Linked DNA regions of Homo sapiens: region 1 is linked to region 2. Evidence: read pairs that join two places in POLR2A ChIA-PET (ENCODE). Cell type or tissue: PC-9. All regions are shown on one strand. Each heading gives the region's core, and the rest is flanking DNA. Links, peaks and the distances in the headings are about the cores only. Region 1 overlaps LIFR-AS1 (LIFR antisense RNA 1). Region 2 overlaps OSMR-DT (OSMR divergent transcript).

What was found. Peaks named below come from ENCODE experiments on the same cell type or tissue, not always from the same donor. Only the 100,000 strongest peaks of a DNase experiment are listed, where the experiment ranks them.
Region 1: POLR2A ChIA-PET joins it to region 2 with 7 read pairs; 2 of 35 experiments call an interaction of 5 or more read pairs at or near these places.

What each region holds. Positions count from the first base shown.
Region 1 is chr5:38,658,629-38,663,026 of GRCh38, reverse strand. All of the region lies in intron 8 of LIFR-AS1 (LIFR antisense RNA 1), which reads right to left. Among named protein-coding and RNA genes, the nearest start is that of LINC01265, 59 kb to the left of the region's middle. RefSeq lists an enhancer at 2,426-2,720. In PC-9, for the core only: no CTCF peak of the experiment used is centred there; a DNase peak (open chromatin) is centred at 2,566; H3K4me3 peaks cover 1,227 bases; H3K27ac peaks cover 348 bases.
Region 2 is chr5:38,834,705-38,839,102 of GRCh38, reverse strand. The region is part of intron 1 of OSMR-DT (OSMR divergent transcript); the gene reads left to right. Among named protein-coding and RNA genes, the nearest start is that of OSMR-DT, 8.9 kb to the left of the region's middle. In PC-9, for the core only: no CTCF peak of the experiment used is centred there; no DNase peak of the experiment used is centred there.

The DNA of each region.
Region 1 (4,398 bases), core at 69-4,068, 180 kb after region 2:
AGTTGCCAGACCAACTAATCATAAGGTTCTAAGAAGGGAGCTGCATGCGCCACTTCCAGAATAACCAAGGCAGGGAGAGTGTAAGCCCTTGTTCTAGGTCACACCATGAGCAAGGGCAGAAACAAGATTCAAACTTAAGATTGTTCAGCTCCAAAGATTTCTTTCTGTTCCTTAGAACAACAGTGAGCACTTAACAGTAGAGTTAAATGCTTTAATAACAAAGTCCATGATTAAAGAAATTATTGTGCAAATGAATACAGAAATGGAACTTTGGATTTGAATCTCAGCTCTGGCTCAGATGTTAAATAACCTTGACAAACTGAACTTTCTCTTGGGAAAAATGAGCCTATCTTCAGGAAGGTACGAAAGGGCTAATGATCCTGAAAAAGCCCTGCCTCTCCCAGAAGCAATAAGAGGAATAACAAAGAATAATGAAACACTATATCAATATAGTGTGCAATGGAATTGCTTAAATCATACACAACATTTTAGCTTCTTATAACATTAGGAATCATATTATCACGGTTGAGTTATGTTTTCCTCACTTCCTTGTGGCCGCAGAAATTCCAAGTTGCAAAATGAACTTTAAAAAAAAAAATCCTTTACTTCTTTGAAAATTATTCACTCCTTTCCGCCTGTTTGCTCCCTGAGAAATATTTTTGAACAGTGTTTGCTACCCCCTATTTATAGCTTTCCAGTTTTGGCAGGTATGGGAAAGTTTATAAGTGGTTTGTTTTCTTTGCTATAGCCAGTGTTGATTTAGGTCCCTTTAGCCACTGAAACAATTGGAAGCACTTTCAAGGAAGGCAAAGTCTGTTGACGACTGATAACATTGTAAAATCCAGATAGTCCGAATCAGGATTTCTTTGGGGGGCTCAGATCAGTTAGAAAATCTTAGCAGTGCCATGATTTGAATAATTATCTTTACTTCTTTTTTTGTGTATGGCTGTTGTGGAGGAAGCTTGCCCTTGACATCAGTAGGAAAAGCATCTCCTGAACATTGTCAGAGTCATTGGTGACTCTGAGTTTGATGCTGACTTGGACAACTAGGTAAGAAAACGTGCCTGCAGTGCTCTGTATCTGAGCTGTAAAGATCTACCTTATGAACCTATGTCTAACATCTAGTTTTTCACCAATTTTTCATGCTGACCAGAAGCAAACATTCGTGGTTCTTTTGTTTAGGAGAGATACCTGGAATTTCTAGGGTTTGTTTCATAAATATCTGAACTAAATAAATACCTTTGAAAGCCACGAGAATTATAGGCATCTTTTCCTTCCATCTGGTATGTTTGTATGGGTGGTATGGTTGTTTTTTTTTTTTTTTCCTGGATTTTTCCACCCTTTGCCTCCCTATAATTTGTGGGCCTTGAGAAAAGTCACGGTTTGCCCTGTAAATGTAGAGGGGAGCTTGTTAAATTGGGGTCATTCCATTTTTTTCTTGTCACCTAGGTTCTTGTCTGCAGTGCTCCAGGGAGTGGGACCACAAGGAATAAAGAGCTTCAACACAGAGAGATGGATTTCCAGCCTCAAAAGCTGGAAAGATGGCAGTGTTTCTGAGATTAAATGGCTCCTGGAAAGTAAACCTCACTGGGGACAGGAGCAGAATGTGGAGGCTGCCCACCCGCCTGTCATCTGATCCAGTGGCAGCTCAGAGGGAATAAAACCATCAGGTCTCCTAAAGACACTTAGGAGGATAGGAGGCCCTTGAATAACTCCACCCATCCATCCACTGGGACTGCAGAAAAGGCAATTAACTCTCATACACACCTGGGAAGCCAGGCATTTTCCCCCACTTTAAAATGAGTAAGGGACTTTCTCCAAGGTCACTCAGTCAGGTTAGGTCAATTCTGGAAATAGATCTGAGGCAGTACCATACACATACCCCACCCCCACCCCCTGCTCCACCCCTCCCCGACCTGGCTTCTAATTTGCAGGTCAATTCTTTCCTTTTTGCTGTGATCACTGATTTCCTCCTCTCCTCTTTTTTAAATTTAATTTTTCATATTTTCCTCCAGCTTTATTAAGATATAATTGACAAACTGTATATATGGTGTACGATGTGATGTTTTAATATATGTATACATTGCAAAGTATTAAATCAAGCTAATTAACACATCTAACACCTCGCATACTTATCCTCTCCCCTTTTCCTTTTCTTTATTTAAAAATATCTGACAAATAAAGATTGTCTATCCCCCTTTTAAAATGTGACTAGTAGTTTAACAAAGCCTTTAAATTTTTTTAATTATGCAAAAATTCAAATATATACAAAAGTAGAAATGAAGTGGCATCTTGTCTGGGGTAAATGACCGAGGTTCGTCATCTCACGCCAAAGAAATCGAGGGCTCCAAAACACAAGAAGTGAGTTTAAGGGCAGAGGCTTAATAGGCAAGAGGAAAGAGAAAAGAACTCTCTCTCTGGCAGGAGGAGAGAGAGAGAGAGGGACTCCTGGGCGGGTGTTCCGGTTTCATAGTGAAATGCCCGGGATTTTATAGACGAGCTTGAGGAGGCGGTGTCTGATTTACATAGGGCCCAAACATTGGTTGGACCAGGTGTATCATTTACATAGCACATGAGGAAGCTGGCCACCCCACCCTGATCTTTTATTATGCAGACAGGTTCTCTACGCTGCCTGCGCCATGTTGCCTGTTCCTTTACTGTAGTCGTGGTTGACAAGGAAAACGGAAGAAGGAACCTCCATGTTGAACATGTCTGGCCCCCAGGTAGTCTTTTCCTATTGGCACAGCTGCCGGCATTCACCCGTGCAAGCTTCTAGCTTGCTTACCTATGCCTGCAGCTCGATTTTACAGGCTGCTCTTTGTTAGAAAAGAAATGATTTGGGGGCTGCTTTTTGTTAAAAGGGAAACCTTACTGAAGACTCTCTTACCCTAACTGCCTAAATAATTTATTTTTAGCTCCTGTTTTAGCCCAGACCTCAGTCATATCTGGCCTCATACTTCTTGGTAGACATACCTAAGCATTGTAGATATTTTCATGTGTAATCATATGCCATTTCCCACTCACAAAAATCGTTAATATTATCTCCCACACACTTGTATCTAAATGCCCCTAAAAAAAAAGTCAGCTTGCCATTGATTTGATTGAACAAGAATCCCATCAGGCTCCTTTCATTACATTTGCGTGTAATATATCTTCTGTCTGTTTTTTTTCCCCCCCTCTGTCGCCCACACTGGGTTGCCCAGATTGGAGTGCAGTGGCACGATCTGGGCTCATGGCAACCTCTGCTTCTCGGGTTCAAGCGATTCTCCTGCCTCAGCCTCCCTAGTAGCTGGGACTACAGGCGCATGCCACCATGCCCGCTAAATTTTTATTTTTAGTAGAGACAGGGTTTTACTATGTTGGCCAGGCTAGTCTCGAACTCCTGACCTCAGATGATCTGCCTGCCTCGGCTTCCCAAAGTGCTGGGATTACAGGAGTGAGCCACTGTTCCTGGCCTCTTCTGTCTGTTTCTATTCTTTTCCTTCCCTGTCAAGTATTTCTTTAAGAAACCAGATCAATTGGGCCGGGCGCGATGGCTTATGCCTGTAATCCCAGCACTTTGGGAGGCCGAGGCAGGTGGATCATGAGGTCAGGAGATTGAGACCATCCTGGTTAACACGGTGAAACCCCGTCTCTACTAAAAATACAAAAAAATTAGCCGGGCGTGGTGGCGGGCACCTGGGAGGCTGAGGCAAGAGAATGGCGTGAACCCGGGAGGCAGAGCTTGCAACTCCAGCCTGGGCAACAGAACAAGACTCCGTCTCAAAAAAAAAAAAAAAAAACCCGATCAATAGTCCTAGTGCTCATTTATTTTTCCACTGTTACCCACTGTTATTATATGTGTATTATTTGAGGATGAAGAGTTGGAAAATCTCTTCCACCAAAATCCTAGCAATAAATAGAAAGCATTAAGTATTAAGAAATAAGCTATTCTTAATATGTAGATGAGGCATAGGTGATGATGATACATGTAAAAATAAAAGAATGTCTTTAGATTTTAAAATAGATTAGTAAAAAGGGTTATAATATAAACCACTTGTTTTGGTTTAAGTGTAGCACTTTTCTAGAGATACAAAGTAAAGTACCTGGACAATAACTCATTTTTGAGGCACTAAATTGAAACCGAAAAAGAATGTACACTCGTAAAATTGTCTGGACTGACCCTGGGAAAAACAGTCAATTAGTTGCCTTTTTTTCTCTCCTGGTCAATTCCCCACACCCTGTTATCTATTAATAATTTATTTTTAATTCCTGAATTTTAAAAACAGCTTCTTTATTAAGCTGTTGATTGACATACAGTAAAATTGACATACAGTAAAATGCATAAAGTTAAGGTATACAATTTGATAGGTTTTGACATTTGAATATACTTATGAAGTGATCACCACAATTAATATA
Region 2 (4,398 bases), core at 142-4,141:
TTCGTTGGGCTATTATATCCATCTAGTAAATTTTGTGTCATATATATGGTATATTTCAGTTCTAGAATTTCAATCTGTTCTTTTAAAATATATTGTCTATTTCTATACTGGTTGTCCCTATTCTTTTTATTATTATGAACATATTTTCCTTTGCTTCATTGAGCATAGTTATTATAGTTGCTGCTTTTAAAACATTGCTTCATTATTCCAATATTTACATCATCTTTTAGTCAATCTCCACTGATTTTTTTCTTTTATAAGAATGGATTACATTTTCCTGTTTTTTTTATTTACCTATTTTTGGATTGTCAAATAATTTTGGAGTGCAACCTGTGCGTTATAAATATTATGTGATGAAGATTCTGTTCTATTCCTCCAATGACACTGATTATCTTTTAAAATGGCAAGCAGTGTGGTTAAACTCAAACTGCAAACCTGATATTGCTTACAGTAAGTAGAAGCTCAAATCTGAATTCACTTTTTAATGTTGACCAGGCTGCTTTGAGTTTGCCTTGCACAAGCATGGTTCAGAGATTATCCAATAATTGGTATTTATTTTAAATACAGAATTTGGGCTTCTTCCTCTCTTGCTCCCTCCTTTATGTTTTCCCGCCTCACTTTCCAAATAATGTTGTTGCTGTGAACCCTGACCCCTGGTTCTTCAAACTAGAAATATTGCATATTTTCTAACAGAGTTTTAGCTACCTCACATTGCACAGACATGCACTAGTCTTGGGCTGAGGGTCATAAAATTTGGGAAAGTTGCTCCATGCCTTTCCTCTGCCAAGTGTTGACTTTCCTCCACAATCTGCCTGGTGTTGGTCACTCTCCACTGCCGATAATTGTTTTTAATTTTTAACAATATTTTTCTAGTGTTTTATATTGTTATATGTTGGGGAGGGGCAGTCAATTAAACAGAGCTACTCAGCAATGGCTGAAAGTAGCACTCCCTGCAATTGTAGTTATATCTGCTAAGTGGCTAGGTTATTGGGAGGAGCTAGTATGAACTGTTTCCTTTGCTAAATTAGATTTCTCTCCAGTAGAACATTCTTTTGGATGCAACCCAGTTTTTCAGAAGATTGAAATACATTTGCATAGACCTAAATCTGGAAATTGAGTAAAAACCTTCTGAAATCAGGTACGGTTAATCTATTATGGCTGAACATCACTTTAGAATGAAGGCTTAAATAAATATTAATACCACTATAATACAAAGGAAAGAATTTTAATCAAAAAAAGAGAATAGTTAAATGCATTCTTGGATTTCCTCTGAACTTTGTTCAAATGCTAAACACAAAATTCATTTGAGTGAGTTACAGTAAGCTATACCTTTATGTTTGTTACCTTATTTGTGCTTAACTTACCTCCATGTACACTAAAACAAAAACTTCCTAAAAGCACTCACTTTTATACTCAATCTTATCAGCTACTTAAATGTAGCTCCTTTTGTCCAATTATACTGTGGCCTATGATGCTTAGTCACTTTGGAATAATGGTCAGATAGTTTTCATACTCCCACGGGAAATATATGGAGAACAGGCTAGGGAAACATGTTTATTCAAATTTAATACGAAGCAACCAAGCTAAGAGAGAAAATGATAGCACACCCAAGAAAGAAAGAAATGTTATTATATAAATTTTCTTAGCTCTCAAACCACAAATAATTATAAGAACTTATCTTCCTATCATAAGATCATGGAACATGATGCCTAAACATAAAATTGTAAATGTTTGTTTTGAAAAAGAAGACAGGCTGGGCATGGTGGCTCACCCCTGTAATCCCAGCACTTTGGGAGGCCGAGGCGAGCAGATCACCTGAGGTCAGGAGTTCAAGACCAGCCTGGCCAATATGGTGAAACCCTGTCTCTACTAAAAATACAATAATTAGCAGGCGTACTCATGCATGCCTGTAGTCCCAGCTACTCCAGGGGTTGAGGCAGGAGAATCGCTGGAACCCAGGAGCTGGAGGTTGCAGTGAGCCGAGATGGTGCCGCTGCACTCCAGCCTGGGCAACAGAGCGAGACTCCATCTCAAAAAAAAAGAAGACGACAATAGGCAATTTCTTCTGAAAATCTTCCCTGTTTTTAAAAAGAATAAAAAAGTTAAAGAATATTCTGCTTGACTGGATATTTAGGCTTACAAACATCCATACTTGCAAAATTATATACACACACACAAACACACGAATGCTCATTAGAAGAATATTGTAGTAACAAAGAACTACAATCTAAAAATCTGCTAATAGAAGACTGAAAACTATGATTCATTCTTTCAAAAGAAGGAAGATTATATATGTGTGCACCTATGGAAATATGTCCATCATGCACAACTCAGTGAAAAAGCAGAAGTCAGAAATGTATATATAGTATATCCATTTCATCTATTTAATTTCTTAATATTTATGGAGTAGATACATAAGAATGTTCTGGATAGGATTACAAGAAATTGGTAACAAGTTATTCTTGTGGAGAAGGTCTTTATAAAGATGAAGGATGAGGAGTAAGAGAAGCTTGTGCTTTTCAGAGCTGTCTGTGCAGATTGGCTTTTTATCATTGGTATTTTTACTTCTTAAAAATAATGATTTTTGAAATCAAAGAATGCCTTGCTAGAAAAGAAGCATCACTTGTTATTTTTTGAATGTTATATTCAATTTATAATCAATAAATATTTATAAAATGCTTATATACAAGGTATTGCACTAGGTTCTTTGGATAATCCATAAAACAACTTGTGCCTTGGTCCCTGTCCTCAAGAAGTTTACTGTCCAGTTGTGGACTATGACAATAAACGCTATTTGTGATAAGCACCGATTGAGAAGCACAGGCAATAGTCTTTCAGGAGTTCAGAGGAGTGATGACTTTTGACTGTTAAGGAGGAGGGGTTTAAGAGCTACGAGAAAGAAAAAGTACGAGCCTAGGACAGATAATAGAGATAACAACAGAATTATAGGAAATGAGCAAGAGGGTGTGTCTGAAAGGGGATCTTCCTCCTGACAAGGAGGGCTGATTTTTCTTATGGGAACAGCAAGATTGTTTGCAAGCATACTTTGTTGGTGAAGGCATCCTTTTACCAACTATTTCATTAGCACTATCCAGCTCTGCATGTCTCCAGGGACAGTGCTGGCTTGATTAAGCTCTGAATGGGTTTCTGAGTTGCAGGGAAACTGGAGGGAGGAGAGACCCATTTTCTACAGTATAGCCTTGTCAGAGCTGAAAGGAAGGTAGTACTTCCCAGTTTAAAGAGAGGAAGAAACTAAATTGCTTGCTGGAACCAAAGAAGACCCAGAGATGTCTGACTGACTGTTAGGCAGTGAGGCAGAAATTCCAGGCTGGTAGAAAGATCTGAACAAAAAAAAACAGACTTTATTGAAAAGGCAATTCCCAGGCCTGCTAAATGGAAAGAGAGATGTCTATTGGAAGGAAGTAAAACATTCTTCATAAAGAAGGTTTGGAGCCAGATATAAAGAAAGATATTGAATGTCATATGATAATTTTTGCACTGAAATAGACAAAGGATAAAAGTTTGACAGTTCATAAAGGATGCATTTTTTAAAAGAAAAAGAGGATAGAAAAGGATAAAATATGTCTTAAGATATATTTTAAAAAACAAAAAACAGGCCAGGCACGGTGGCTCACACCTGTAATCCCAGCACTTTGGGAAGCCGAGGCGGGAGAATCACAAGGTCAGGAGTTCGAGACCAGTCTGGCCAACATGGTGAAACTCCATTTCTACTAAAAATACAAAAATTAGCTGGGTGTGGTGGCACATGCCTGTAATCCCAACTACTTGGGAGGCTGAGGCAGGAGGATCACTTGAACCCGAGAGGCGGAGATTGCAGTGAGCCAAGATTGCGCCATCACACTCTGGCCTGGGCAACAAGAGTGAAACTCCGTCTCAGGAAAAAAAAAAAAAAAATTAGTTTCCTCTAGGAAAGTCCCTGGGTGCCTAAGGGTCAGAGAGGAGAGGCTTAAGTCTCCCTTTTTCTGTCTTTTGAATTTTTACTTATATAAATATATTATTTAAAAATTAAAATTAATAAAATGATGATTAACAGAGAGAGACTAAATTAAAGTGTTGTATGTATGAGCTGAGATTAACAAATGGGCTTTATGTAAGCTAGGCAGACCTTTGGTGCCAAATAGCCTGAGTTTAGATGTAGGCTGTGCAGCCATTGTCTGAGAATGCTGGCTCCTAGCACCTGACAACAGTTTTAGAAATTAGATTCGTAGAGCTGAAGAAGAGATGCCTCAACCCATATGGCGCTGGGTTGGGGCACAGACCCTCCCATGGGGAGGAGGTAACCCTTGTTCCAGGTCAGCCCATCAACAGATGGCAACTTCAGGGTCGTTCAGCAGACAATTCAACTTGTCTCTCTCCAAACACTCTCTCTCTCTTTTT